Regions from separate parts of the Homo sapiens genome. Here region 2 is linked to region 1. The links are chromatin contacts, found by Hi-C or POLR2A ChIA-PET in ENCODE. All regions are on one chromosome and are shown on one strand. The core of a region is the stretch at or near the end of the contact, and the rest is flanking DNA. Distances in the headings are between cores, read along the strand shown.

What was found. A loop is a pair of places that touch in the nucleus more often than their neighbours do. ChIA-PET counts read pairs that join two places held with the same protein, here RNA polymerase II (POLR2A). Pooled maps may share reads with other maps.
Region 2: a map of PC-9 shows a loop between it and region 1 (6-fold over the local background). The contact joins the promoter of CYP2J2 here to the enhancer-like site in region 1. A Hi-C loop is called at or near these places in 6 of 168 maps with a recorded cell type or tissue (Calu3, PC-9, Right ventricle myocardium inferior and 3 more), 1 of 37 single-sample maps with no recorded cell type and 4 of 50 pooled maps. POLR2A ChIA-PET finds 5 or more read pairs at or near these places in 3 of 52 experiments (CD8-positive, alpha-beta T cell, OCI-LY7 and naive thymus-derived CD8-positive, alpha-beta T cell).

What each region holds. Positions count from the first base shown.
Region 1 is chr1:59,890,557-59,894,018 of GRCh38, reverse strand. It overlaps CYP2J2 (cytochrome P450 family 2 subfamily J member 2), which reads left to right. Exons shown (of 9, transcript NM_000775.4): 9 at 190-711. The coding sequence ends at 368. Among named protein-coding and RNA genes, the nearest start is that of CYP2J2, 34 kb to the left of the region's middle. Within about 2 kb of position 1,643, at least 4 of the 41 ENCODE cell types and tissues checked have a DNase peak (open chromatin) inside an H3K27ac peak, as active enhancers do; they include CD8-positive, alpha-beta T cell and PC-9, where a contact is called at or near this core.
Region 2 is chr1:59,925,018-59,928,505 of GRCh38, reverse strand. It overlaps CYP2J2 (cytochrome P450 family 2 subfamily J member 2), which reads left to right and starts at 1,733. Exons shown (of 9, transcript NM_000775.4): 1 at 1,733-1,969. The coding sequence starts at 1,760. RefSeq lists an enhancer at 1,850-2,385.

The DNA of each region.
Region 1 (3,462 bases), core at 394-2,893:
CTTCTGCTTTCTATGCATTGATGAACCCAAGTGGTTATCAGACTTAAATAAGCTGCTGGCCATAACACCCTGGGGCCTACAGGCCCTTCCTCTGCTCCATTTTTTTGGGGATATGATTGAGGATAGCAATCTCTGCTAGGCACAAATGCCACCTGAGAAGATAACCCGTCTTTTGATTTTGTCTTACAGGAAAGCGGGCATGCCTCGGAGAACAGTTGGCCAGGACTGAGCTGTTTATTTTCTTCACTTCCCTTATGCAAAAATTTACCTTCAGGCCCCCAAACAATGAGAAGCTGAGCCTGAAGTTTAGAATGGGTATCACCATTTCCCCAGTCAGTCACCGCCTCTGCGCTGTTCCTCAGGTGTAATATTGTTAAGAAAGAAAGGGGCAAGGAAAGTAAGAAGACATGGCACGTGTTCTGAAACCACTGGTGTCTGCTCAGATGTGTTGGGACAAAATGAAAGTGACTTTCAAGAAAGATCAGAGGAATTTGACTCAGAGAAAACTAGATCCAAATCCCAGCTCTACTGTCTCGTCCGAATTAGCCTTGGGAAAATCATTTATATGCTAAATAATTTACCTTTTTATCTAGGAGATGAAAAGAGGATAATGTTTCCTTCCATAAAGAAAGTTCTTGTAAGAATCAAAAGAAATGGTGAGCTTTAAGTGGTTTGTAAACCATAAAACACATCATAAAAGTTCTATCTATAGTGTGCCTCCTTCCTGCTTCCTTTGTGAGATATGTGTTTGCTTCTGACCTGTTGAGAAGCTCAAGTCAAAGTGGTGCAAAATAGTTGATAAGAGTTAAAAGTGGGCCCTAGGAGCAGCCACAGAAGTGAGCTATGAAGACTCCCCAGTTTGGTAGCACTGTGCATGCGTTATCTTGTTTCTGTCTCAGACTGATCCTCTGAGAAGTCAGCAGGGCAGGTTTTATTCCTCATTTAGAGACAGGGAAAGCAGGTGTCATTGAAACAGTTTCTGTAGTTTACATAAGCACACACCTAAGGCCAAGTGGAATGTGACCACAATTAACCAACCTGGGAAACAGGTTTCAGGAACAAATGTGGAAATATTTTTCATCCTTAACAATACCTTCTTGCCTTTAATCCTCCATCAGACACTTATTCCCATGTTGTTTCACACTGGCTTTAACGATGGTGGGTGTGATCTTTTCTTGCAACTAGACTGTAAGCTTTTTGTGGCTATTACCAGCCTAAACTCCCTGGGCCCTGTTTTTTGTTTTTTTTTTTTGTTTTTTTGTTTTTTTTTTTTGAGGTAGTGTCTTGCTCCGTTGCCCAGGCTGGAGTGCAGTGGTGTGATCCACTTCCTGGGTTCCAGTGATTCACCTGCCTCAGCTTCCCTAGTAGCTGGGATTATAGGCACATGCCACCATACCTCGCTAATTTTTGTATTTTTAGTAGAGATGGGGTTTCACCATTTTGGCCAGGCTGGTCTAGAACTCCAGACTCAGGTGATCCACCCACCTCGGCCTCCATAAGTGCTGGGATTACAGGCATGAGCCACTGTGCCTGGCCGACCTTGGTATTTTATAGCAGGAAAACAGAAATGCCAAAATCCTGCTCACTCACTCTAGGTGTGGCTGCTGAAGGAAGATAAGGATTATGAAATAGAAGGCCAGGTAACACTGATAGTACACGAAGTTTTGACCCCAATACCAATGCAAACAAATGAACTCCCAGGGAACCTGGGCTAAGCCTTATAAAAAGATCCTTTTTCCTAAGGTGGTGTCTTAGTCTGTTTTCTGTTGCTGTAATAGAATACCTGAGACTGGGTATTTATAAAGAAAAGGAGTTTATTTGTCTCACATTTCTGTAGGCTGGGATGTCCAAGGGCATGGTGGCAGCTTCTGGTGAGGGCTTCCATACTGTGTCATCACATGGCAGAAAAGCAGAAGGACAAGCAGGTGCATGCAAAAGACAGAAAGCAGGAGGTGCCAGGCTCACTTTATATCAGCCCACTGTCACAACAATGAACCCACTGCCATAACAATGCCATCCATCCATTCACGAGGGCCATGCCCTCACAACCCAATCACCTTTCATTAGGCCCCATGTTCCAACACTGCAACATTGGGGACCAAGTTTCAAAATAAGTTTTGGAGAGGACAAACACCCAAACCATAGAAAGCAGTTAGACCTAAATAATTTAAATAGCTTAAAACAAAATGGGCCATGAAATCACGGGGCTCTTTCTTCCTGCTGTTTGGGATTCAGAGAAAAGCCAATTCAATTGACGCTGTGAGAAAGGGAAACAGAAAAGGATGGGAGGAATGTTTGACTGCTGCTAATCTAGCTGGGGAGCCAAGAAAAGAGTATGTCTGGAAGGCATGGTTGGGTTTTTAATGTGTGGGAGGAGGTTTTGTTTCTTCCCTAGTAAAAGAAAGAATAGAAGTGAGAGCCCCACCTATGCCCATTTTTTTTTTTTTTTTTGGTAACCCACCAGAAATTTGCATCTCTAGAAAACAGGCCATGTGGTATTCTGAGAATAAAACCAATCAAATCAGGCCCTGAACTTGAACTTCTCAAACATCCAGGACTTCCATTTTTCCCCAATCAGATCACCCAAGTAGGAGACTCAAATGGACACTGGCCAAAATACATCATGTGTCTCAGTTTCCTCATTTGTAAAATGAAGGACTTTGTTGAAGTCATCTCTGAGTTCCATTTCTACTCTGCTGTGCATTTTCTGTGATTCTAGATGGGCAGTACATACCTGTTACTTGGGGGAATAAGTGTAAAACCACTGGGAACTCATCCTGACCTGATAAATGCAATGGAACCCAGGGCCAAATAGGATGTGAGCACAATTAACCAGAAACCTTGGGGAATAGATGACTGTGAGTAACTGAATTTTCTGGCCATATAAAATATCTTTTTTCTCAAAGCCCATGGAGAGGCTCTAAAATATGAGCCCCCATTTTGTCCAAGCACTTCCTGTCCCACACAAAGATTTTGTTCTATATGCACATTTGTAATTCTCTTTTTCCCCCATCTATTTTGGAAGCTCCAGGGCCCCTGACCCCCTTCTCTTGTATCAGGGGGTCTGATGACATATGGTGTGCAAGCAACATAACATGATCTGTGGTATTGTGGAGGAAGCATGGATTTACCAAGAGGCACTCAGGCTGTGAATCTTCTCTCCACTACTCTCCTACAAAGAGATGCAGACACATGCATGCTGCAGTGTAAATTTAAAACCAGGTTGGAGGTTGAAGGGCTTAAAGCAGAGGAAGAGCAGGACACACAGGATTCCCTGAGTTGTTAGGGAAGTGTTCCTGGGTCAGGCATAGTGGGGCTGCATGCACCCAGGAGAGGTCCAGGAGGGAGACTGACCTCACAGTGCCTGATATGGTTTGGCTGTGTCCCCATCCAAATCTCATCTTGAATTTTAGCTCCCACAAATCCTATGTGTTGTGGGAGGGACCTGGTGGGAGGTAATTG
Region 2 (3,488 bases), core at 484-2,983, 34 kb before region 1:
GAAAGTGTTCTTGGATTTAACTGTCTAGAATGGGGTTTCTGTCACGTTGATCTGGGGACTAGGAGAAAGAGTGAGTTATGGCTCAAATGCCACAGACTCTTACTGTGTTTACTAGCATTTAGTAGATTCTTCTTAAATAAAATTTATTTATTTACTGTATGCCTTTAGAACAATTTTCAGGGACTTAAATTATTTTAGTTTTATAAATAATTTTTAGCAATCACAATTTTTTACTAGGAAGAGGTTCTGTGGGGTTTCTCATGCTGCCATTATGGAAGTCATTCCCCTGCATCATTCTTTAATGCAAAAAATAAAAAGGAAGGAGAGATATAACAAACCTGACGTCCACTGATACGGGAATGAGCAAATAAATTGTGGCATAGTAATAGAATACTATCCATCTATTAAATTAAGTGAATTAGAGCCACATATATCAGTCAGGATAAATCTCAAACACATAATACTGAGTTGTAGAATAATTCGTGTAAAAATATCATATATAAATATTAGAAATATTGTATGGATGCATAACAGCTGTAGTAAAACAGGAAAATGTGGACTAGAAGGATAAAAGCTAAGCTCTGACTAGTATTTCTCTCTGGACCTTAGAAAGAGAACAAGAGACTTCAACTCTCATTTCATTTCTTGCTCACACCTGTAATCCTAGCACTTTAGGTGGCTGAGGTGGGCAGATCACCTATGGTCAGGAGATTGAGACCAGCCTGACCAACACGGCGAAACCCCATCTGTACCAAAAATACAAAAATTAGCCGGGCATGGTGGCATGTGCCTGTAGTCCCAGCTACATGGGAGGCTGAAGCAGAAGAATCGCTTGAACCCGGGAGGTGGAGGTTGCAGTGAGCTGAACTCCAGCCTGGGCGACAGAGCAAGACTCTGTCTCAAAAATAAAGAAATAAAATAAAATATTGTAAGCAGAATATGTGACTCTATGTTGAGTACATGAGTGTGTACTATACTATTCCTGAGCTATGTTTCATGTTTTCAGTCTCACCATTTGTGAAACCCAAGCAGGCACTCACCAGATGGTATGAAAGGCTGGAACCTGGAGGTCCCACAGTCTTGGGGCTTTGGAGAGGAGCCTAATAGAGCAAACCAGCAAGGATCGGAACTAAGACATTCCTTCAACAAATGTTAATTAAGCACTTATTATGGCTGCTGCTCAGTGCTAGCAGCTTTGGTGTAGTGCCTTTTAATCTTCCAGACACTTTCAAATACAGGACCTCGTTTAGATGTGTTTCAGAAGGGTGGATTTATTTGTTCACCACATACTTAGTACTTAACTTTTCTGTTTCCTCAACAGCAAGATGAGACTACCGAGAGCTTCTCCTTCATAATTTTGTCAAAATGAAATAATAATCTATGTAAAGAGGCGGATGTGCTGCCTGGCATATAGTAAGAGCCCAAGAAATGTTAGGTACTGCTGTTGTTATCGCTGTTTACCAGGCACAGTTCCAATCATAGGAGAGACGGTGATTGAACCGAACAGAGGCTCAAATGTCTGTGGCGCTCTCAGTAAACCCATGAGCTTTCTAAATAGAAAAGAAACTGCTCCTAGCCTGGCCTTTTCTGAGACCGGTGCGTGTCCTCCCGGGAATCCAGCGCCTGGCATCTTCGCAGGGTGCTGCGAAGGGGCGGGCTGGGAGGCGGGGCACGGCTGGGAGCGAGGCGGGGCGGGGACCGTCGCCTGCTGGGACCGCCGCCTGCTTGGACCGCAGAAGAGCAGGAGGACGTCTGAGCCATGCTCGCGGCGATGGGCTCTCTGGCGGCTGCCCTCTGGGCAGTGGTCCATCCTCGGACTCTCCTACTGGGCACTGTCGCCTTTCTGCTCGCTGCTGACTTTCTCAAAAGACGGCGCCCAAAGAACTACCCGCCGGGGCCCTGGCGCCTGCCCTTCCTTGGCAACTTCTTCCTTGTGGACTTCGAGCAGTCGCACCTGGAGGTTCAGCTGGTAGGAGTGGGAGAAGGTGCCTAGCGTGTCCTGACCCTAACTCTGTTCTGCAGCACAAGGGACGTTCCGGCAACGTGGGTGGGGTGGGGGATGAAGGGCAGGAAGAGGTGTGGCTAACGCTGGTAACCTGGTAAAACCCACTTTGAGTTTCATTTCCTAACCCATTAACTGGCATGATTCCACCTGCACTTTCTAGGGATGGAATATTATTAAATGTTTACTATTTGCATGTTGTCATGTTAAACATTACTGGAACACCTTACTTGTAATGTGATTACCTTGCCCTCTTTTATATGATTGTCCTTAAAAATGCTATACTTTCTTTCTGAGAAACTTCATTTCCCATACATAAAATGGTGATAATACTACCTCAATCTTGATCATTTCTCAACTGAGTTATTCCCACTACACTAACTGAGCCCTCCAGCTTCAACCTCCTTCCCTTGCAGTGCACTCTCACTAAGTAATAATTTTAAAATGTTCTTCCTCTGCTTAAATTTTTGCCAAACGGTGTTCAGACTCCTGACTGAACCACCTGGGACCCTTCTTGATGCAGCTTCTTTCCGTCTCTATACAATAATCTCCTATCAGGGCTCCCCGACTCTGGTGACCAAGTTCTTTCAAGTTCTCTCAGACATCAAACCCTATCTCAAGAAACCAATACTGGTTTTCCTGCCACTCAGCACAGGTAACTTGCTGAGAGACAACAGTGTGACAAGTGATTATGAAGATTAGATAAAATAGTGAATGGTCAATACTGACATATAGTTGGTACATAACAAATAGTAGTTCCCCTTTCCCTGCACATGCCTGCAGTACTTTAAACACATGGCTGTATATTGCCCTCAAATATTGATAGACAAAGTTTTATCACTTTATGGGAGAAATACCCAATTGGTAATACTAAGTGACAGAATTAGCCACAGAATGTTAAAACTAAGCCCCCAAACCTGTGTCCTTATTTAATTAATATGTTGTTTAATTTCCAAGTATGTGGAGATTTTCTTGTTATCATTTCTGTTAATTATTTCCAGTTTGACTCCATTGTGGTCAAACATCATACTATGTACAATTTCAGTTCTTTTAAATATGTTAAGGTTGATTAAATGACACAAGATATAGTCTATCTTGATAAATGTGCCATGGAGGCTGGAAAAAATATGTATTTGACTATTGTTGGGTGGAATAATTGATATAAATTATTGTTGGGTGAAGTAATTGATATCAATATCAATTTGATTTTACTGGGTAATGATATTGTTTGGTTTGCCTATATCCTTGTTGACTTGTTATCTACTTATTCTATCAATTACTGAAAGAAGAATGTTGAAGTTTCAAAGGACAGTTGAGAGTATCTATTTCTCCATTCAGTTCTAGTAGTTTTTCCTTCATGTATTTAGAAACTCTGTTGTTTTGCACATACACATTTAAGATTATCATGTCTTCTTAGTGAATTGATCCTTTTATCCTGTAATGTCCCTCTTAATTCTTCATAATTTTATTTGCCTAAACTGTACTT